3 separate regions of the Homo sapiens genome follow, and regions 2 and 3 are each linked to region 1. Evidence: chromatin loops called from intact Hi-C (ENCODE). Cell type or tissue: heart left ventricle. All regions are shown on one strand.

Region 1 (8,000 bases):
TCTGGTGCCTCCCTGATTAGCTTAATAACTAACCTCCTGAATTCTTTTTCAGGTAAATCAGGGATTTCTTCTTGGTCCGGATCCGTTGCTGGTTAACTAGTGTGATTTTTTTGGGGGTGCTAAAGAGCCTTGTTTAGTCACATTAACAGGGTTGTTTTTCTGGTTCCTTCTCATTTGGGTAGGCTCCGTCAGAGGGAAGGTCTAGGGCTGAAGGCTGTTGTTCAGATTCTTTTGTCCCACTGGGTGTTCCCTTGATGTAGTACTCTCCCCGTTTTCCTATGGATGTGGCTTCCTATGAGCAGAACTGCTGTGATGTCTCTCCTGGGTTCTAGCTACCCAGTGAGTCTACCTGGCCCTGGGCTGGTACTGGAGGTTGTCTGCACAGAGTCCTGTGATGTGAACTGTCTATGGGTCTCTTAGCTGTGGATACTAGTGCCTGTTCTGGTGGAGGTGGCGGGGTGGGGGGTACAATGGAGTCCGTGAGGGTTCTTAGCTTTGGTGGTTTAATGCTCTCTTTTTGTGCTGGTTGACCTCCTGCTGGGAGGTGGTGCTTTCCAGAGAGCATCAACTGTAGTAATACGGAGAGGAACTGGTGGTGGGCGGGGCCCTAGACCTCCCAAGAGTATATGCCCTTTGTCTTCAGCTACCAGGCTGGGTAGGGAAGGACCATCATGTAGGGGCAGGGCTAGGCCTGTCTGAGCTCAGAATCTCCTTGGGTGGGTCTTGCTGTAGCTGCTGTGGGGGATGGGGGTGAGATTCCCAATACCTCCTCTTCTTATAAAGAAACCAGTCACATTGCATTAGGGCCCACCCTAATGACCCTATTTTAACTAAATTACCTTTAAAAGCCCTATTGCTAAATATAGTCACCTTTCGAGGTACCAGGGTTAGGGCTTCAGCATAAGAATTTGGGGAAAGTGGGAGGCACACTTCAGTCCGTAATTCTATATATCACTTATGACAAGTTTTAAATGACAAAGTGAATGTTGAAGTAAATTTTTATGAATTATCAATGGTTATTACAAACTTTTATAACATTCTAAAGAACTTCAGCTGTAAATTATATGGGAGAGAATGTAGAGGATTGTAGATGGATTAGCACTAATTTTTTTTTTCCCCTGAGAAACTCAAACTCTATGACCTATTGCACAATTGAGTCTATTTGTATATAACAAATAGTATTTTTCATAGGTATTAATAAAATATCAGTGTCAAGTCAAATATTTAAAAGAGTTGTTAACTGAAGCGGGATTAGAATTAAAGGCATTAGAATTAAGATTAGTGGGCAAAAGATACAAAAACTTTGCTCCCTGACATTCATAACTGTCTGTAGATGGAATAGCAGACCTGAAGATTGGCTATTTCTTTGTGACTGAAGTTCTGAATTTTTTGTGCTGTTATAGAGTAAATTTATGTATTGTTGAGTGTGGTTCTGGAAGGTGATGATTTTTCAGCTTGATTCTCTAAGTATACTGTGTGGGTTTTTGGCTTTAAAAAGGTTAAGAACTTCCCTTTACATAATGAAAACCCAACAAGTAAATATTATTTGTTAGTACTTTAAGATGTAGATTAATCATTTAAAAAGTCATTATGTTAAATATTCTGAGGACCATACTGTTATTTCTTTCCTTCTCCCTCTAGTGGGCAGAAAATATTCTTAAAATATAGCATGGAATAATTTATTGCTATTGGGTATACCATAATATACAGTCTCAGTCTCAGCTTTTTTGAATACTAAAAATGTTAACATTTCAGAATCATTAAAGCAAACGCTTTACTCCTTTCTAGGCATAATAGTGGATCCTTGAATGTTGAAGATGTCCTTACCAGCTTTGACAATACAGGAAATGTTTGTAAGTTATACATTCACTCTATAGAAATATATTTAGTGTTTTACAAAGTGAATTTATAGTTGATGTTTTCTTCTCACTAATATTTATTATACTCACTAAATGTATGCATATATGTATATATAATAGAAAGTTTGACTGTCTTTAGCTGCAAAATAAGCCTTGTATAAGGTACACCGACAAAATGGGATACTGCAGTTTCTAAACTTCGCAGGTGTGTGTGTGTGGGGGGGAGGTGGGGGAGGGAGAGAGAGAGGGAGATGGAGAGAGTAGGTCAGAAAGAACACTGGACACTGAAGTACTGTCCCTTTTATTTTTGTTTCCATTTTGACCTCAGTTAATTCAGTAGTGGGGCTGTTTCTTCCTTCTTTGCTTTGTTTCGGGTGCTTTCTTTGCCATTCCCTGCTTCTTTACTTTCACTGTAGAATAAACCCAGAACATATTTTTCTTGATGCTACTATACATTAATACCAGAGTGTTTTTGTTTGATGCAGTATTACAATATTACAGAATATATTGCCTTTTCATCAAAGCTTCTGATTAATTGGTGATAGATTTGTCCACTGAGAAAATCACTTAAATATTTCTTATAATTCTTGTAATTAATTTCATGTGATGAAAGACATCAGCCAAGAATACCTTTATGTCACTGAGTTAAACAGCATACCATCATAGGAGCTATGGACTTTTTATGTTTTTTGTATAGGACATTTCTCTTAAGATAGTGAATTGTCAATGAAATATGAGCATTTTAAATGTAAAAATAGTACTCATACTCTTTTTCTCAAAGAAAATTTCAGAACTGTTAACTTTTGGCTGAATTTAGGTAGTGTCTTTGGCTTAACAATGCAGTTTTATCAAATAAATAGATTTGCATAGAATTGTGTTCAGTAATACTCAGACAACACTTTTGTTCTTATGTCCACATTATGATAAGCTTTTGATTTTATAGAAAAATATTTGTGGTTCACTAAGGAATCTATAAATGTCCTTAAATTATCCTAAATACCTAAAATAATGTAGGTTTCTTTTTTATGGATAGTGACTGATGTGCCTTTTAGTTTCTTTCTTTTTTTTTAAATTTTCCAAACACCAACTTGAACCCGAATGCCTTTTAGTTTTTCCATGTTGGCATTTAGTGAATTCTCTCCCACTTAGGTGTATCTCATATTTTTATTAGGTCTAGGCAAGGACTGGGCAAAGCATACCAATGATGGTTGAGGATACATACTCTTTTAGTTCTGGGGTAATGTTAAATATCATTGAGTCAGGCTTAAACATATGTAATTTCAGAAAATGATTCTAGAATGTTAAATGTGGAATTTTTGATTCAGTAATGTAAAAGTCAAGTATTGTTCCCAGTTGGCTCCGTATGAAATAGGGCCACTAGCTGACAGCATTATGTAAAATAAAAATAATTTCCTAAAGGCATCAATTATTATTTTAGGCATGAATGACTGTCTTAGCCTTCTCTAACATTTTTTCCCATCAACTTGTTCCATACCCCGTGTTGTTGTTGCATGAACAAACGGAAATATTGCATATTCAGGGTGTTTTTTCACTGTTGTCTCTTGTTTGGTAGAAAGGTTTAAGACTTTGGAATGATACTCACCTGCATTTGACTTCTGGCTCTGAAATTCATCTTGAGCAATTTGTATCATCTCTATGAACCTCAACTGTTTTCATCTCTTAGGGCTGGCTGTGTTATAAAGAAAGTACGTACATACTGCATGGCTGAGAGTTGATATGCAATAAAAGTTATTAATTATTACTGGCGATGAGTACCTATATAACCTCTTTTGGTTTTTTCCTAATAAAGAAGATAATATTATTAGGATTATTCTGTCTTATACTATTTTAATTGAACTAACAGGGCAGAAAAATTAGATAAAATTAGCAAAATAGCTGTTTATTAAAATGCCTCATTATAAATGTTGCCTTAAAAACCTGGATATATTGCTGAGTGATAGAAGTGGTGACAAAAATAAGACCTCTTAAAATATGTTGTTTTGTGTACCTTTTATGTTTACTTTTTATTTTAACAGAAAAATCTATATAGATGTTTCATTTAATGATAAATTGGTAAAGTCCTGTTCCAATAAAGTAAATATTGATTATGACTTTTATATAATCTTGGACGTAAAGTAACCATGGACTGAAAAAGTGATTTTTCACTTGATGCCTCAAAAATTTGATTTTATTATGCCAATAGTGATATTGAGTTTGTGACTAGAAAACCCAGCAGAGGGCGCCACAATCATAATTCTTTGTCATAGCCCAATATAATTAGGATAAATAGCTCAAATAATAACCCTAAGCTTTTACCATGTAGACATATAAAGATGTGTCTAAACATTTCTATTTGATTCATTTATAATATATTTAATATATTCAGTAATTCAAAAATACAAAAAAATAGATTTTTCCTGGCCGATTTTTTAATTTTTAAAAATATCAGTTTAATTTTTCTACTTCTAGCTTTAAATAAAGAAGTACTTTTGATAGAGAGTGAAAGTTCCATACAAGAGTATCAGTTCATAAATCACCACCATGGTAGTATGTTAAAGGACAATTAGAATGAGGAAAAAAGTTTCTAATAGATGAGAGAACCAAGAGATGGAATTATCTATTTATTTTAAGAATTTGTTTCTAGGTTAATAATGCTTCCTAGTAATAGAAAAAACAGCTTAACTAAAACATTTTCTAGTCACAAAAACCTGATATGTGTAGATACAGTAAAAAAAGGTATGGTCATGGTTTAGTAGAACCATTAATTTCAATTGTAAGTTCATTTTGAATATCAGGGGATGATTATATTCATTGCAAATTTTCAGAGATGAAAGGATCAGTCTTACCTTCTGAATTGGTTTATGCTCTAAGTGAAAAGACGTGGAAAAATCTCTTTAATTTTGGAAAATAAACCTCTAGATAACTTATTTACTATTAGAAAAGATAATTTTTTTGTATTTACTTTTTTGTATAGAAGTTTTGTGGTTTTAAATGTATGAACTGCAAAGTGTTTTATATTTTTGAGGTAACTTTTCATTGCTTGAATTTCTTCGAATGTTGTGGGAAGAAATTAAGAGGAATCTCGTACAGAATGAATCACGTCTGCGTATTGATTTATTGCTGTGTGATATACGACCCAACCTTCTTTTTATATATTTATATTTACTATGGTGGAAAACAAACCATTTTGAAAGTGCTTACCTTTAACTAGGAATAGGTATGTATATTTCATTATTTGGTTTCTACTACTTGAGAACCTACTTTCTTTTGAGATATCAAAGCTTCTTGGTCAGGAGGTTGTGTCTACTATTGATTCATTGTGCCCAGAAAGACATGCTGACAAGCTACCTAGGGAAGAGTATAGGATGACATCTTTCACCTCAGATGAGGTACTGGCTGCTTCTGTGTCTCCTTTGATATGTCGCTCAGATACCTTGGGTAACAAGGGAGTGCTCTATAAGCATTGTAGCAGATTTCTTGCTTCTGCTTTTTCTGTGGGCAGGGACTCCTTTCTAGCTTGTCCTCTGACCTCTGGTCAAAGAAGCTGCACCATGCTGTCTCTTCCAAAATCATTTTCCTTTTCTCCAAAGTTATTTCGTTCCACTACTGAAAGGAATTTTTAAAAATGTAATTCTCAGTGCTTACTTGATCCAAATTTGGATACCATAGTATCTAATTTAACTATTTGTTGTTTATAACATCTCATCTTATGCTTGGGTCTGTAGTAGATTCATTGGAACATTTTAAGCACATCATCCTTTGTTGAGTAGTATGAACAGAAGTGTTAGTACTTCGTATAATTTATTATAAACTATGTACAATATAATGTATATAATCCTTTAAAGGATAGGAGGTCAGCAGTTAAATCATTTCAGTAATATCATTGTGAAGCAGGATTCCTGGCAAATGTTGCAGCTTAAGTCTGGGGGATGTATTGGTAAAACTTCTCTACTATTCTTTGAAAAAAATTTTTTTTCTTGGTTGAGCTCCATGACAGGACCCTGTGGTAGTTGGTGTCACATTATCTCCTGGAGGAATTTGTAGACCCTCTGCCATATATACTTGTACATGTGACAGTGGTGATTTTTGTTTTCCCTAGTGAATTCTAAGACTGACCAGGATTTTTTTTTTTTTTAATGGAGTTTCACTCTTGTCCCCCAGGCTAGAGTGCAATGGTGCAATCTTGGCTCACTGCAACCTCTGCCTCCCAGGTTCAAGTGATTCTCCTGCCTCAGCCTCCCGAGTAGCTGGGATTACAGGCGCCTGCTACTATGTCCAGCTAATTTTTGTCTTTTTAGTAGAGACGGAGTTTCACCATGTTGGCCAGGCTGGTCTCGAACTGCTGACCTCAGGTGATTTACCCGCCACAGCCTCCCAAAGTGCTGGGATTATAGGCAAGAGCCACTGTGCCTGACCTGACCAGGATTTTTAATGCACACAGCTATAGACTTTGCTTCCTAGTGGTCTGATAGCAGAATCTGTTTGTCTGTTTGTGATGTATCTAAAACTGATCTCTTTTGGGGTGGTAATCAGTTATTATTGAAAGCAAGACTCATTAAAATAAAAGTCAGGTGTGGAGGTATGTTCCTGTAGTCCCAGCTACTCAGAAGGCTAAGGCTGGATGATTGCTTGAGCCCAAGAATTTGAGGCAAGCCTGGGCAATATAGCAAGACTTTTCCTGTAAAAAAAAGACAATCAAATATTTATCTTCCTGGTTTTTCTAGAGGAAAAAAAATTATATGTTTTCACTTTTTACTTGTATTTAGGAAACCAAAGGTAATAGTTTCTTTGGAAATATGGTCTAAATTTTTAGTTTTTCTGTTTCATTGTTGTTATGTTATAAAGTTAGGGTTTGGAATGTTGGTGAAATTATCAAAGCTTCAAGAATGTCAGCTTGGATTTTAAAATGCTATTCTTATTCAAATAAAGATGTCTATATATGTAATGCATATGTATGTGTATATGTATATGTAGTTATATAATGCATATATGTAGCATGTGTGTATACATATGCATATATACATATATGTAGTATATGTGTATACATGTACATATGCAGATATATAATGCATCTATGTAGTGTATGTGTATACATATGCATTATATATACATGTATGCATTGTATATCTATATTTATATACAGATATATACATATACACAGTACAGTGGTTTGATTAAAAAATGAAAAAGTTGGGCTTTTATGGGTCATTGCTCTGTTTTTAATTTAGAGTGGTTATGGAAGGTACATGGGATATGAAGTTCAGGTTTTAGCTCTGCGGGTTATTAGCTGTGTAATTGTAGACGAGTCTTTGTACAAGTCTTAACTCCTTATGTAAAATTGAATAGGAAACAATAAGTACTTTATAGTGAGGTGAACATAATATTAGATAATGTGAAAGTACCAAGTAAACTGTAAATAGTATTTGTATTTTTTATGGTTAGTAATATCATCTGCCTCATTCTTGAATTTTTTCAGTACCTTTGTTATTCAAAATAATACAAGATAGAAGATATTTTTGGTATGTGCCATTCTGTTTTAATATCATACATTATTTTGTTATGTGAAAACAATGTAAAGCTACACAATTAAAATAGTGTGGCATTATTGCAGAAATACACATATAAATCAATATTTTTAGAATAAAGTGTTCACAAAGACCTAAATATATGTGACTTAACATATGATGAAGATACAATTTTAGTAAGAGAGGAAAGGATGGATTCTTTAATAAATAGTATTGGGACCATTGCCTAGGAATTTAGGAAACTAATAAAGCTGACTCCCTCCTATATACTATATGCCAAAATAAATTTAATATGGGTTAAGTATTTAATTAAAAACATAACACTCTTAGATATTTCAGATGAATAATTTTAATATATTGAAATCAAGAAGGTCCTTCTAAGTGCGAGTCAAACACCATGAATTTAAAGGTTAATAGATTGACTAATTTAAGATTTAAAGACCCTTTATTCAAAAAGCGCATCAAAAAAATTGAAATACAAATTACACACTGGCAATTATTATTTATGACATATATTCAGATGAAGATGTATTTTCTTTATAAAGAGCTCTTACAAATCCATAATAAAAAGACAATCTGAAAACCTGTAAGATAGAGAAAAACGTAGCCAAAAATT
Region 2 (8,000 bases), 320 kb after region 1:
AATTCCAATGTTTGGTGACCCATTTCTCTGTAAGCATCTTATCCCCAAAGTATGCACAGTGTGGATCATGATCTTGAACTTAGGATTCTCCAAAAATGGGTAAATCCCCTGTGCTTTTTAAAGGAGACACCCCTGGTTTAACATTATTTTTATTTAATACAATCCCTGACTTGAGTAACTAATAAGTGAAGCTTCGTGTGGGCTGTGCAGCCTGTACCATAGATGGTTAATAACACGGAAATCCCGGGCCATCTTCCTGTGTCCAGGCTTCTTCTTCCAATGCCGGCTGTACTTCCATCTACTGATGAGTCATAAGTAAACTATATGTGCCTCAGATTGGGTAGCAGCACAACAAATATGTATTTTTTGGAATTAAATTAAAATTAATTCAACCAATATTAATGGCATGTCATTACAGGTGCTAAAGATACAATAGTGAACAAGATAGGTCTAGTACCTATCCTTGTGGGGCACAGATTTTGCCTTGGCTAGAATACATTTATATACATGAAGGGCAGAAGTTCTTTGATAACTTTGGTTATTTAAATTCTACAGTATAAATGTTCACATAATTAATTCTAACTTTTTTTCTTCTCCTTTTTGTGGAGAATGAGGTCTTGCTGTGTTGCCCAGGCAGTCTTGAACTTCTGGGCTCAAGCTATCCTCCTGCCTCCACCTCCCTAAGTGTTGGGATTACAGGCGTGAGCCACTGTGCCCGGTTCAGGTAATTAATTCTAAGCAGCAGGAAAAGAAAATAAAGTGTAACTGCCAAACCTCATGTTAGTTACTTTACCCACCTCTTCACCCTACCAAAGCTTTTGCCTGAATTATACACTAAGATAATGAATTGACGTGAATTGGGCACCTACTGTGTGCCAGGCCCATCACACGTGATACTCCATTAAGCCTAACAAATAGGTATCATTACTTCTGTTTTAGAGATGGAGCTCAGAGAGATTAATTTATCCCAGGACACGCAGCCCCCAAATATTAGAACCAGCACTAGAAGCCAGGTTCATTTGACTTCAAAGCTTATGTTTTTTCGACTTAAACCATTCTGGGTCACCAAAAACTAAAATGATTTGGTGAACGTCATCTTGCATTTCCTTACATGCTCTGGAAATAAAGGCCTCTCATCCACGAACATAACAATTGGCATTGCTAACAGAGTTTATAGTACCTCTATGGTATCTTCTCAATTCATATGAGTAATAAGCACATTTAAGAATATTTTGCAGCCTTAAATTAGCAAATATTGCCACATTAAGCATTAAAAAAAAAACTTGAGAGATCAAAATGAATAGGGTTTATATTATAATCTCATAGTTTCCTACCCTCATTTTTGGTATTCCAGCGAAAATAAAGATAACATAAACCAAGAAAGTGGTGCTTTGTGAATCACAGTGTTATTATTTTTGAAATATCTTCTTGCTTAAACAACATGCCAACTCTCAAAATATATATATAACTACTGATAAATAATTGCTAATTGCAGGAGGAGGCTGATATTTTTAACAATATGATGCATACATATAACATGTATATAATTTGTTTAAATTACTATTATATAAAAATATTTTTTAAGAATAAAAATCAACTGAAACAAAATTGAAATGGAGCCCTACCTCTGAACGGGGCTTTATTTGAGAAGAAAACCTAGAGTTAGAATTCCGGTTTCTTTTTAGCCACAAACATATATCCTGTAGCTCTGGAAGTCCAGTTGCCTAGACAAGGGGATTGGAGGCAATTACTCTGTATTCATTTAATCAGAAATCACATTAAGGCTTTCTTTGCACCCAGTCCCTCCCACTGAAGTCCTCCAGAAGGTGGGTGCGGTTCAGAGAACACGATTTGGCCCGTTGTGTTGAACACTATCCTGGACATATCGACTCAATGTGATTGGATTTCCTTTATTACACTGAGGTGACACAGAAGAATGATAAAATCTATTATTGGACAACACAGTGCCGTCCAGAAGAACCATCAAAATCTGACCTAAAGTAAGGGGTGGGGAGCAGGATGTCTGAATTTATCTCTTAAGGTAATATTTTAATATACTGTTGACATTTTTTCTTCTCATGCTCATTTTAATATTTAAAAAAACCTCTTAAACCACAAAACTTATTTCCTGTCCAGTTCTAAAAATAAAGCAGCCTAAATACTGCTGTCGAATTTTTTTATTTAAAAAATTGCTTCTAGAATATAAATACATATGTTTGCTTCAGCCTGACCACCTGGAGTCACAGGTTTATAAATTGTATAAAAGTATATAGTGTTAAGATGTTTACTAAAAATTATTAATAGGTTTTCTGAGTTATATAATTTAACTTCCCTGAGACTATTTTATAAAAAGTATTACCTCCACTAACAAAATAATATGTTTTGCTTGATAGATTAGTCATGTACTCATACGACTCTACAGGTGTACTGGGCACATTATGGCATGCGGTTGGATGCCATGGAAACTCTAAGGAGGGTGTGGCCAGAGTGTGGGGGAACTTAATCAAAAACAGTTGTCAGCTGACTCTTTACTAATTTTGTTCTTCTCAGAATAAAGATGTCAGCTGTCCTTTTCTGCAAGACATTTCATTTAGAAGACTTTCCTGAAATAATTTCTTCCTGAAATAGACAGAACTGTAGGCCGATGTGTCATTTTAGTTAATCAAAACAAGTAGGCAAATTAGTCTCTTTTATTTTTTTAATGAATGTAATTTAACGGTATTTAATTTGCATACAGGAAAGTTCACCCAGGAAAAAAAAAGTCTGCATTATAGCACTTTTGTAAACCTCAACAAAGCCCTTCATTAGCAGACCTAATTGATTTTTCCTACCCACCCCTGGGGGAAGAAAGCTATCACAGTACCTGCTTATTCACTCAGAGAAGAAATGGGTGTGCCTGGTGGTTCAAGCAGAGATTTGGGTTAAAAAGTCCTGTGGCTCTGTTTTTGCAGGGAGATCTTGGTCAATGCTTGCTTTGAGCATTCAGGAAATTTGTTTTTCTGAGCAATAGGAGAACATCGCTTGTCTGCTTGGTGTCCTCCCCATGGGCCCAATTTAGTTCAACTTGCAGCCTTCACTGGAATTATTTTATTTCTTGTTTATGTAAACCTGCCTTATTCCAAAAGAGGGATTTTGAGGCTTCTTACCATGACACATAGAATATATCATATAAAATGAATGGGAAAGTGAGGGCAGTTGGAAATTGGAAAGCCAGGAAAATATGATGAAGCCAGGAATAGAGGTCAGTAGAGAAAACATACGCAACAGGGTCTTTTGTGGTTGTTAGAGTTAGGCCACACATTTGGCTCTGAGTTGCACAGGTGCTGGAGCAAAGAAAAAGAGGATCAACTCTAAGAGTTATAGTGCCAGGAAGTGGAAGCAACATCCCTTGATCTGCAGACCAGCCTTTCCTGGTGCTGAAACCTGACTATTTTTTCCAACAGGCCCTTGTAAATATGGCGCTGGGTGATGTAATGAACCAGCTCCTGAAAACATGTCTTCCATAAATGTGGCTCTTTTGTACAAGTCCTTCCATGCCAAAGGCCATAGCGTAAGTCTGTAAAGACAGTTCTTCAGGGGACTTTTCACTCAACTGACTTTCTTCAGTAATTCATTTTCTCTCAAAGATTCTCCAAGATTTTCTTCATCTTTTTCTTCTCACTTCCTCCCAAGTGTCATCCTGCTGCTCCTCTCCACCCCTCCCTAGCAGCATTTAGGAGATTGGAAATACTTCACACTGGAAAGTCTCAGGAGACTGACATTGCTCTCCCTGCTGACAGAGAGGCTTGCCTTTGGACTCCTTGCCCTTTTAAGCAAGTAGGACATGGCACCTATGGGACAGTCATTTCCCACCAGCACTCATAACTCTGGGGCTTGCCATGATGATCCATCTCAGGTGATAAAATGCAGCCCAGGGAAGTAAAAGAGCTTGCCTGTGGCAAGTCAGCATCCTGCTTCACACCTCACATACAGCTCTTCTCCTTTCGCTGTGCTCATCCCATGTATGATAAAAAGATTGGCCAGGCGCAGTGGCTCACACCTGTAATCCCAGTATTTTGGGAAACTGAGACAGGTGGATTACCTGAGGTCAGGAGTTCGAGACCAGCCTGGCCAACATGGTGAAGCCCATCTCTACTAAAGATACAAAAATTAGCTGGGTGTGGTGGCTCATGCCTTTAGTCCCAGCTACTAGGGAGGCTGAGGTGGGAGGATCACTTGAACCCAGGAGGTAGAGGGTGCAGTGAGCTGAGATCACGCCACTGCACTCCAGCCTGGGCAACAGAGCGAGACCCTGTCTCAAAAAAAAAAAAAAAAAAAAGATAACTGTTTCTGGACCTTTTTTTTTGGTCACTTCACAATCAGTGCAGATGTTTTCTTAACTGTGTCCTGTAGATGTGCAAGACATCATCACAAGGAATCAGAAGGCTGGTGTGTTTAAGACCCAGAAAATATCAAGCTGGTAAGATACCTTTCTGCATTAAAAAATTCCCATTGAAATTGCTTTTCTTGATACTATGGATGGTTATTAAAAATAATAATAGCTAACATTTATTGAGCACCTGCTGTGTGTCAGGCACTGTTTTAAGCACTTTACAAGTATTATCTCATTTAATGCTCATTGGAATACTATGAGGCAGACAGACACTCTCATTAGCTCCAATTAATAGATGAGAAAACAAGATAAGTATATTAAACACTGGGTTGGGGATGATTTATGATTATACAGTATGAGGTTGGGAGAAGCCAGGCCTGGGAACTCCTTAAATGGCTCTCTTCCAGTGAGTCTCAGCCTAGGAGCAGTTTTGCCCCCAAGGGGACTTTTGGCATTCCCTGGAGATATTTTTTTTTGTTGTCATGACTTGGTAGGAGAGCGGGGAATGTTGCTACTGGCATCTAGTGGTAGAGACCAGGGATTCCACTGAACATCCTATGTTGCTTAGGACACCCCCGTACAACAAAGAAACATCTGGCCCAGAATGTCAATAGTGCCAACACTGAGAAACCCTGCTCTGTTTCATGATTTTAAAATAGTCTAGGTGTCCATTCGCTTTTAGATTCTGTTAATTCTTATACAAACTAGGAGGAATGCTTGCTCTTAGCCACAACAATGGTGTGTTCTGTGATGCTACATTTTATTTTTGCCCTGTTGGTAATGGATCTAGAGAAGTGAGTAATCATTTCATAGTTTTCACATGAAACAGCTGTATTTGTGCATTTTTTGTCATTCATTTAACCACAGACTTTATTAGAATAACTCTCTGTTAAATTAATTGTTTTCTTTATTACTGTGAAGCTGTCATCATTTGGTATTTTGAATTTTCCCTATGGTAAAGACACTTTCCCACCCCAACTTCCCAGTTTGATTTTTTTTATTAGTTATATAAACTACTCATTAACAGACAAAGCCCACAGACTGATTTCTCTTGGACACACCCACGATACAGCCCCGGCAGCCAGTGATCTTGGTGTGCTGGCTTCGGACATGAAAATAGCTACAATGCTTAAAAACCAAAGTGATGACACATATTGGTGTGAGGCTATGGAATAGCAATAATTTTTTTCTCTTATATTAATTGGTGAATGTAATGAAGTGTCCATAGTGTATTTTTAAATCCTGTTTAAAATGTTGGGAGTAAGCTGGTGGCACAGGGGACAGCATATTCTGTGTTTCTCATATAAATGAACAAACCACTTCTGTTTCCCAGAAAACCTGGGGTAGGTTGAGAGAAAGAGAAAGGGTCTGCCGTTACCTGTGGGGTCCTCATTGTTAGGACAGCCTTTCCTTCACAGTGCAGACGGCCTTACCCTTCTGGAGAGGACTTCGTTTTTGGACATGATTTTCAACCTGGTCTTTTAGTTATCAATCAAAAGTGCATTTTCTATGTTGTCCTCATTTACATTTATTTAATGTTTAAGGTCATTTGTGAGCATTTGAGTGTATTTCAGCATATGGAATCAGGGAATAATAGATTTCAGCTTCATGCTGTGAAGAGAGATTGTGTTTTTACAAGACATAATGTTGTTTACTGGGTGTTAATAATCACTAATTAATAAACATATCTAGACATCTAAAATGTTGCATTTTGAGGAACAAAAATGTCAAGTGTTTAACTTATGGAGTGCAATGGTATTTTCTGTCATCTCTTCATAAAATAATTAAGTTACATAAACAAGCAAAATGTCATTATTCAACAAAGGACATATACCAAATGCTTAATACATGGCCTTTGTTTCTATTTTTCTGTTCTCAAAAATGCTATTTCTAGATATATTGCTCTGATATGTACCTGGACATATAGACTATATGTCAATAATAGTCATATAGAAACCTCCAAGATGAGGATGGGCTTTTTTTGTCATCTTCATCTCATACTAATTGTGGTCAGTTTCTTTTCTTTTGACCCCTGTAAGCATTTTGTTCAAAGTCTACTAAAGCACTTTCTAGTGAACAGGTAGATGAGTTAGTCCTTGAAATGCCTTGATCTTATATTAAGGAGTGACCTGATCACTTAACTGTCAAGAAGCTAAGAGAAATGGCCAGCCACTGATGTAATAATCAGTATTCTCCCTCCATCCACTGCTTTCCCACCCATAACCAGTACAATGTGATGAAAGTATTAGTTCCATGAGAGAAGAAATAAAAGGAAGCCATTCACAAAAGAGCTAAGATAGAGTTCAATATTCTTTTTTAGTGCCTCAGTGCATATGCAGAATTTCTCCTCCAAATTGGAGATGTGGAATAAGAGTAGTGACAGATAACTAAGAAGTATTTACCATAGCTATAAAGCCCACATGTGAGCCAAATATTTCTGCTATTAAATAGCACTTCAAAGCTTGACATGAGGTTTGTAACAGCTGAATGTCTCTTGTGACTTCATTTGCAAAGAAGATGTATAAGCTGAAAGGAAAGTCGTGGTATGAGAACTATAAGCCTAAGAAATGGTATTTAAAAAAAAAAAAAAAAACAAGCTGCCCAGAAATTTGACTGGCACCCAAGCTCCTATTCCCACTACTCCGATGATGTTCTCAGTAACTATCAGCATTTCTCCTGCTACCAACCTCTTCCTACCTCTTACACAGGGGCAGACCCAGGTTGTGTGGGGCCTGAAACTTATTTTGAGGGCCCACTTAGGAAGAATGAATTCTATTATACCTTACTTTGATAAATTTTACAGAAATATATGACCATGTGAACACATTACTAGGGCTTGTCCAAGGGCCTTGGAAGGGGCCTTGCAAGAGGCTCTGACGCTGAACCTTCATTAGCTTCACAGTCAATCCACCTCTGCTGTCATAAGCACCACCATCCTTGCCTAAAGTAACTCTTCTCTTAGCTACCAAACTTTCCTGCTCCCTCTATCCATTTTAATCATAGTCTGATTGTAGCTAAATGTGAAAGACATGCTGGTGAAAGTCTGGAAGCCTTAGCCCTAGCTGAATCTAAGATCCACATATATGAAGAATTATATTCATTACATCTCAGCTTAATGCAGTCATTTGGTTTATTTGTTGTCCATCCATGCAGCCATCCATTCACTTAACAAGTATGTCCAAAGTACTCTGCTTTTGAGAATATAAATATGCAGTTATCAAAAATAATTCTTGAACAAAGGAAACCATGCTACTAAATATAGCTAGAGATTGATGAAAGAGCAAGGATATTTACAGTATCTCAATTGTTGGGTTTATCTAAAGCTGTCTTCAAAATTGTGACTGTTTAACAAAGAACCATTTGGAGCTTTTGACGTCTACGTATTTCTAGGTCTTCCAGAATTAGTGAATAGCGTCATTCTCTGGTTAATATTAGTTGAGAGTTCTTAAAAAGTCTATTAAATTTACCCTGCTGTGATGATGTAAGTAAGTTTCACTTAAGAATGTATGTATCTTTGTGTGAAAGTTGCTAGTGAATTCAGGTTTATGACCTTTATTATTCTTTGATAATCCATGAATTTTAGTAAACTATGGAACTTGTGTTAAGACTTTTTTTATAACCCAAACTT
Region 3 (8,000 bases), 560 kb after region 1:
GAAGGGTCTGAGGGAAGATGGGGAGCAGCTTCCCAGGCTTAAGCAGGGGGAGGGCCAAGGCTGGTTGGGGAGAGGGTGCCATTGCAGCAGGAGAGCAATTCCTTCTCCAAGAAAGCGCCTAGGGGAGCACGTTGACTTGTGGCCGGCTGGACTTGGGAAGTGGGACGAATACTGGGGGTGCACAGCAGTTTGGGGCCCAACAGCACCCATTCCCCTTGTGGGCTGGGGAGGTCATGCAGCTTCCTCTGCCCAGAAGAGGCCCACCCAAGAAAGCACCCACCTTCCCATGCCTCCCTTCCCTGGACTCAGGGGCAGCTTTTCCCCTCACACTACACACTCTTAGAGATGCCCCCAATATGATTCCATTCGTAAGACACACACAGTCACTGCTCTGCATGCACACACACACACACACACACACACCCCTCTGCCTTCTACAGTGGGCATAGGCAACCACCCACTTCTGCTCAGGGATGCCGCAAGGGACAGAAGCATATCTCCACTCCTAGCAACGACTCCCCACTTTTTACAAATAAAACCACGACTCTAACTGGTTTCTACACACACTCTTTTTGGAAAAGAAAAGGGCTTTAACCTGCAGGAGTCTAACCCGTCAAGACGTCGAGGACCTTTACAGAATGTGCTGGCAAGAAAGGAGAGCACAGGCAAGTCACACACACATGCATGTGCCAGGCTCTGCCTACACTCCAGCCCCGCCAGGCTGCTCACGGCAGGCTCAGTCAGGGTGGAGGCCCTCTCTGCCTGAGGATGGAAATGGCTGTGTGGCTGGAGGAGCTACAGACCAGCCAGGCACTGGCTGTTCTCTATCTTTTATTTTTTATTTTTATTTTTTTCTGAAAAGATGAGGCTTGGCAGGAGGGGCGAGTTCCCTGGGGACTTCTCGGATCCCTGCAGGCAGGAAGAGTGTGCGGGGCCCAGGAACCGAAACAGGAGGTCCGAGGGACCAAGGCAGGGTCCAGACGTGAGGGGGAGCGCGGCGGGGCGTGGGGGACGCGGCCCCCGGGGCAGGGGTCCGGGATCTGCGGACGTGGCCCGGTGGGGAGCGCGCCCCTTGGTCCCCGCTCCGCCCTCCGGCCTTCGCGGCGCTCTCTCGCTGGGCCTTTGTCCCCACCTCTCAGGCTCGGACTCCGTCTTTCTTCTTTCAGGCCGCTGGGAGGCGCTGTGGCCGAAGCCCCGGCCTCTCCCAGCCTGATGCCCTGGTCCTGCAGCCGCGCCGTCTTTCTCCGCACCCGGTTCCCGCGGGGCTGGGCTGCCTCAGGCGATGGCCCGGCCTGTGGCTGGGCCCGCACTGCCTTTGGTTTGTTGGATTTTGCGATATTTACCATAATAATTAATTTGCCGCCATTCAACAGAATATCTTAGCAAGGCCCCTTAACGACTGGAAGCGCTGCTAATTCCCTGCGTATGCGCCTCTCCCTCTGCAGCCCGGGACAGGCGCAGCCGCCTTTTGCCTGCCCCTACCTCGCCCGGGACACACTGGCGCCGCCTGGCCAGGCCCGACTGGGAGGAAGGACAGAGGACCGACGGACACTTGTACATGTGCGGGCGCACGGAACCCAGGCCCCGGCCACCGCTGCCTTTCCCCTGTGTGTCTGAGCTGAAGCGGCTACGCTTATACCGGGAGGTGAAACGGAAGCTCAGAGAGGGCCATAATTTGGCCACTGTCACACAGCCAACCTCCACCTTCACCCGGCTACACCAACACACTCGATGACCTTCTCTGTCTTCCTCGCCGTGCGCTCCCGATAGCGGGGGAAATACTTTTCTGAGACGCCTCTCTGGGCACGCAAGATGAGGCAAAAGCGGGAGAAGGGAGTGGGATAGGACCGGGAGCGGGCGGCCCTGGGCTCTGCCCTTCTGGGCGCGCCATCGCTCCCGCCACCTGCACTAGGACTTTGCAGGAACGCGCCTCCTACGCGCTGCCTAGGAGGACCAGACGCGAGACAAGCGCTCAGCAAGCAGCTACGTGCAGGCAGACCTACCAAGCCAGGAGAAAGAGCGGGGATTTCAGGGGCCTCCGCTCCCACAGCGGACCGGCCTCCGCTTAAACCACCAGCACTTCCCAGTGGGCCTGGGAATCGAGGATGTGAAGTGTGTGGATACATGTGAACGTTGTTGAGTGTGCAGTGAGACTGTTGTGCAGATTCTCATGAATTGCAAGAGAAATATTTACCTTGTGCGGGTGACAAGTCTACCTGCAGATGAGCCCGGGGGCTTGTCCAGTGCTTGTGAGCATGATGCAGAAATATCAACTAAGTTCTCGAAGAATGGAGGGGAGAGGGACAAGCACAATTGAGCCCTGTCCTCAAGTTTCTCACGATCCAGTAGGAGGGACAGTTGAGGTCACCACTTAAAAACAAACCAACCCCGTGGAGTTGCACACAGTGTTTCCCGGAGTGTCAACTTCGCAATTAATTACTACAACTTTGGCGGTGGGGATAGAGAGGGCTTCTCTGAGTTCTCTGAGCAGATGGCACTGACCCAGAAGGATGAATCGGATTGAGTGGAGGAGATTCTAGGCAGGAATGGCAGGTGGGAAGGCATGGAGGAGGTGTCAGGTCCAGTGGGGAGCAGTGCAGTGTGGCTGGCCCGCCGGGAGTACTGTAGTGTGGGGCCCATGGGTTTTTGAGAGGTTGGTAATTGATTCTGAGGGAAGAGGGAGTAGGGATTAATTACAAGATCAGGCAAGTTGTGTGGCCTTGATCCCATGGGTACTGGGGAGCCAAATAAAACTGTATGAAAGTGGCTGGGCGCGGTGGCTCACGCCTGTAATCCCAGGACTTTGGGAGGCCGAGGCGGGCGGATTACGTGGTCAGGAGATCGAGCCCATCCTGACCAACATGGTGAAACCCCGTCTCTACTAAAAATACAAAAATTAGCTGGGGGTGGTGGCACATGCCTGTAATCCCAGCCACTCGGGAGGCTGAGGCACAAGAAGCACTTGAACCCAGGAGGCGGAGGTTGCAGTGAGCTGAGATTGCCGCACTGCACTCCAGCCTGGAGACAGAGGGAGACTCCGTCTCAAAACAGTCAAACAAACAAACAAACAGACAAACAAAAAAACTGTATGAAAGCTTAAGTGGTAATATCCAGTGTCCTGCTTAAGGACTGTAGTCGGGGGCAGTGAGGCTGTAGACAGGAAGGCCCCTAGGAAACTATTCCAATAGGCAGGACTGAGCTAAGACGCCAGAATGGGTTAAAGGCATTTCCAAGGAGGAATGGTGAGGACTTGATGACCAGCTGCAGACCTTATAGGCTGCCCTCCGACCTTCAGCTTCCTGTGCGCTCACAATTCACGTGCTCACACGTGCTCCTTAGAGGGGTCTGTCGGTGGACGCCGCGAACCAATCAAACCCTTGCACTTTGTTCCAAAACCCATTCCCTACCAGAATGGGAGTCCTGTAGGGCCAGGTCTCCTCCCATACCCACCCATTTCGGCCTTTGTTCTACTGCACAATAACAGCTGGCACTGGGGTGCGGGAGGACGGTGAAAGCTCGAGTCCCAGGCTCCAAATCCTCCAGGAGTAACTGGGGTGACCCGAGGAGAGCAGCGCACTGGGTGAGTGGAAGCGTGGCCCGTGAGAAGGGTACCGAGGGTCAGAAGTGTCGCAAGGGACCCAGGACGCGCGCGCCTCCGAACCCCTGAGTCTTCGCAGGCTCTGCGAAACTTCAGTGCGCGCAGCCTCCTGCACACCGTTTTCGCGCGACCTCCTTGCCTCGGTCTCCAGGGGTCAAGCCAACCCAGCGCGGGAATGTTCCATTTGCCCTTTTGGGACATTCAGAGAGGCTTTTCCGGGCTGCCGCGGCGCTTCCACGCAGAGGAGGCGTCGGCTTCCAGGCAGCTTGGCGATCTTGTTATTGGACACGCGAGAGTTTAGAGACCCAGAGAAATGGAGTGAGTCAAAGTCAAACTCAAGTTTCTCGGCCCCTAGTCCTGCGATTCTTCCATTGCACATTGCACCCCTGGGCCTTTCACATCTGCTCCTAGCGAGCTTGGAGTGTAGGTGCGACCAGGGCGCATCTGTGCCAGTGCGTGTCTGCGTGCGTGGCCTTTGGGTGACTCCACGCCCGCAACTGTCTCCGACTGTGTGGGCGCGTGTGTGGCAGGTACCCAGGAGCAGGACAGGGAGGGAAGCCTCAGCTTCCAGACCCGCTCTCGCGTGCTGGCGGGAGCGGTGGGTAGGAGCAGGAGGTATGTGGTGAAGGATGTAGGCGGACTAGGGCTCTGTCCCCGCAGAAGAGTCCAGGACGCAACCCCTCACGCCGGGCCAGCGGGGAGGCAGGAGTATGGTGGACCCGTTCCCCCAGGGATGGGAGAGCTGAGGAAGGCTGCAGGTCGGATAGCTAGATTCCATGATGCCCCCAAGAAGTTGCCAGACTCCAGTCTGGGAGCTCTCAAGAGCCAGAGACCCAGGGAAGTCCCCTCTTTGGCCTCCGAGGACCCCGAAGCCTGGCAGCAGTGCTCAGCCTTGGACCCCGCGGTTCCGCGGCCGGACGCCCCTCGCGCTGGCTGTGCGCACCCTGGCGCAAAGCACTGCAGGTTGGAGGCGGAAAGCAGCGCGCTCTGGGGCCACTGGCGGGTTTTTGCTGCCACCTCGCGGCGATGGTGCATAGCATGCGAACCCTCCGCACCGCGGGCCTTGGTAGTGCACGTGGGTGGTGTGGGGGGCCTTGCCCTGCCGCGCTGTCCTTTTCTGCTCGAGTTTTCGCAACACCTCTTCCACCGGGATAGCCTGCTTCTCCTCTTGAGGGACTGCGCGCTGTCTTATACCAAAGTCCACCATTTTGCGTGGGTAGGACCCTCCACCCTGGCCTGTGGGATTTGGAGTCACCTTTCTAGCTCCTTTCTCTTGCTTTACTACTTGATCCCGTGGCTGCCCACCTGGACTTGCAATAGGTCTCATGCTAATATTTCCCTTCTTCGGCACTATTAACTTCTTGTCTTGCAGATAGATGCCTCTAGGTCTCCTACAGCGGGAGTGTGGGGCTGTCTTCCATGGTGATAGGCTGTCTGGTGGGAAGCCATGCGGAGCTAGTACCCTCTCCTCTCCACAAGGGCTTGCTGAAGGCCTTCCATATGCCTGACGCTGCCACACCTTGGAGACAGCCAATGGCAGCCTAGACCCTGGCCCTGCGATTATAGTTTAGTGCAAGCAGAGAAACACAATACACAAATTATCATTGAAGCTGCCATATGGAGGTATGGACAAAGTGGGAGCCCGAGGAGGGCCTTTGAAACAAATCTTGATGGATAAGCATGAGTTTTCCAGGCCAGTGAGGAGGGAAGGACAGTCAAGGGACTGGGAAGTGTGTGTCCAAAGACACCTGGGTACAAAAGAGCATTGGGTGCTGAGAGGGACAGCTGTTTCCTGGGGTGCTCCACAGTCTGATGGTGAAGACATTGCTTTGCTCTGGACAGCATAGCCAGCCAGCTTGGGCGAATGTATTGATAAGAGTATCAAGTGTCAGCAGTGAAAGGAATATTTGGAATTGCTTCGTTTTCCATTTAAATAGACAAGGAAACCGAGATTCTGGCTAAGTCTCTGTCCTTAAGTACAAAGCTAGTTAGGTGGCCGATTGCTCTATAGAGTCCACCATGGTGCCTAAGGGAGGCTGCGTTCCAATGCCAGGTGGTCTGGAAAGAGGATGGTGGTGGTGGTGGTGGGGAGTGGTTAAGAGGAGCCATCACAGGCTCTTTTCCTTTTCTCAGCTACAGTTTTGCTTGCCTGCTTCTCTCTCAGGCAGCATAAATACTAACCATTACTCTCTTCTCTACAGATGCAATCATTCTAAAAGCTTTGGGGTTTTTTGTTTGTTTGGTATGTTTGCTGCCAAAACTATTTGGCAGCCAAACCTGACCTAAACAGTATGAAGCTATTTATAGTCTTTATTTATCCTGCTTGTCATAGATATCAGATGTTTCACTGCAGAAATGCTGATGTGTTGGATTACAGGTACTGCTCTGGACCCCCTTGGGTGGTGTTATGTAATACAGAATATACGGACCATTATAGGTACCTTTCTGAAATCTCCAAAACTATGAATTTCCCAGGGTTTTTGGAAACGGTTTGCGGTCCTTTGGGATTGAGCCTGGATTGTCTTATGATAAAGAGGTTCATGGTGGGAGAGGAAGTCAGGAGAGACTGGGAATTTAAACAACGTAATGAGACAAACCATGATTGGTAGTTTGCAGGAAGAGTAGGTCAAGTTGGCTGTGGGACAGGGTCACAGGGCCAGCCCAGCAAAGCTGCTGGCATCCTGGAGGGCCTCAGGGGCTAGGGTCTTAAATTTCTTTTTTTCCTTTGAGACAGGGCCTCGCTCTGTCACCCAGGCTGCAGTGCAGTTGCATTATCATGGCTCACTGCAGCCTCACCCTTCAGGGCTCAAGCAGTCCTCCCACCTCAGCCTCCTGAGTAGCTGGGACAAAAGGTGCACACCACCATGCCCAGCTAATTTTTGTATTTTTTTAAGAGACAGGGTTTCACTATGTTGCACAAGCTGGTCTCAAACTCCTGGGCTCAAGTAGTCTTCCCACCTTGGCCTTCCAAAGTGCTGGGATTACAGACGTAAGCCACCGCACCCAGCCCTTAGATTTCTACACAAGCTGGAGAAGGTAGATAAGATCCTGGCTCCAGGCATTTTTTTCATGGCCGTTCTCTCCCAGAGTCAGACTCTCCCCTTGATGCCAGAATTCTCCCTTTCTCCAGACCCAGGGAACACCTAACTCCACCTCTCCGGGTCAGTCAGGTAGGGGCAGCCAGATGCTCACCCTATCCCCTGGATGTCCTGGGGGAAAATCCGTCTCTATCATAAAGCCATAGTAAGTGCCTAAAATGTGAAAACTTTACATGAGAAAGACAGCTGCGAAGGAGAAAGAAAGTGAAAATTTATGACTGAATGCTTTCTAGGCATCCAGCCATGTCCTAGGTTCTTACACCAGCTTATTTTTTTTTTCATCCTTGCAGCATCCTGGGAGATCAGTATTTTCATCCTCATTTTTATAGTTGAGGGAATTGAGGGCCTGAGGTTATAGGATTCTTGCTAGTCCTCTTTCTCCCCCTGAAGTCCCCCTGCAATAGGGTAAGAAGTTCTAGTCCAAGCTTTCCTCTCTTCCATCTTCCAGGAAAGCGGAGAGACTGGAGCCCTGGTAGTGTGTGTTGGAGGGGAGAATGTGGGTCCCTTGGAAGGGAGTGGCTGGGGGCCCTGAGCTCTGGGGGATAATCCAGGCCAACCCTGTGGTGCTCCTTTCCCAAAGCTCCATCAGAGACAAATAGAATTGTGACATATCCCCTTGTCCCTCCAGGGAAGGCTGCTCCCTCCTCAGTGGGTGTCACCTCCGTCTGCAGCTGTTTAGCTCTTCCTTCTGTGTCAACACTCCCCCCTTGTCTCTTTGTGAGAACTTCGGTTGTATTGTTGTTATTCTTGTTGTTGTTTTTGAGATGGAGTCTCCCTCTGATGGAGTCTCCTTCCATCACCCAGGCTGGAGTGCAGTGGCTCCATCTCAGCTCACTGCAACCTCTGCCTCCTGGGTTCAAGTGATTCTCCTTCCTCAGCCTCTTCAATAGCTGGGACTACAGGTGCACACCACCACGCCCAGCTTATTTATTTATTTATTTTTATTTTTAGTAGAAACAGGGTTTCAGCATATTGGCCAGGCTGGTCTTGAACTCCTGACCTTAAGTGATCTGCCTGCCTTGGCCTCCCAAAGTGCTGGGATTACAGGCATGAGCCACCGTGCCCGGCCGGCTGTATTGTTTTCTATGTTTATTTAAAACTAAAAACTTGCAATGATGCGAGTTTGGAACTGCATGCCCCAGGAACATCTGGGCTCCTGAGTCACTGGAGAACAGCTTAGAGACAGGGTGGGGACAGTAAGCTAAGCTGGGAAGAGTGACTCAGAGATACCAGAGTCATCATGACCTGTCCAGAAGCAGAGGAAACAGCGACCCTGCAGATGGGCCAGAAGGAGCTGGGATTTT

The links. A loop is a pair of places that touch in the nucleus more often than their neighbours do. Peaks named below come from ENCODE experiments on the same cell type or tissue, not always from the same donor. Only the 100,000 strongest peaks of a DNase experiment are listed, where the experiment ranks them.
Region 2: it touches region 1 in a loop (2.9-fold over the local background); 12 of 110 quality-filtered maps call a loop at or near these places.
Region 3: a loop joins it to region 1, with 25 times the contacts of the local background. A loop is called at or near these places in 78 of 110 quality-filtered maps.

Annotation. Positions count from the first base shown.
Region 1 is chr2:44,388,453-44,396,452 of GRCh38, forward strand. CAMKMT (calmodulin-lysine N-methyltransferase) reads left to right here. Exons shown (of 11, transcript NM_024766.5): 3 at 1,789-1,853. It overlaps LOC124905998 (a long non-coding RNA gene), which reads left to right and starts at 1,860. Exons shown (of 3, transcript XR_007086301.1): 1 at 1,860-5,076. In heart left ventricle, a CTCF peak has its summit at 4,093 (motif pointing right); no DNase peak of the experiment used is centred here.
Region 2 is chr2:44,710,895-44,718,894 of GRCh38, forward strand. It overlaps CAMKMT (calmodulin-lysine N-methyltransferase), which reads left to right. Exons shown (of 11, transcript NM_024766.5): 7 at 4,393-4,459. Among named protein-coding and RNA genes, the nearest start is that of LINC01833, 220 kb to the right of the region's middle. In heart left ventricle, a CTCF peak has its summit at 4,897 (motif pointing left); no DNase peak of the experiment used is centred here.
Region 3 is chr2:44,951,192-44,959,191 of GRCh38, forward strand. No RefSeq gene overlaps it. Among named protein-coding and RNA genes, the nearest start is that of SIX3-AS1, 13 kb to the left of the region's middle. RefSeq lists silencers at 1,026-1,075, 4,513-4,702 and an enhancer at 3,936-4,642. In heart left ventricle, CTCF peaks have their summits at 1,172 (motif pointing right), 1,374, 4,618 (motif pointing left) and 4,820; DNase peaks (open chromatin) are centred at 1,553 and 4,600; H3K4me3 peaks cover 2,453 bases; H3K27me3 peaks cover 7,917 bases.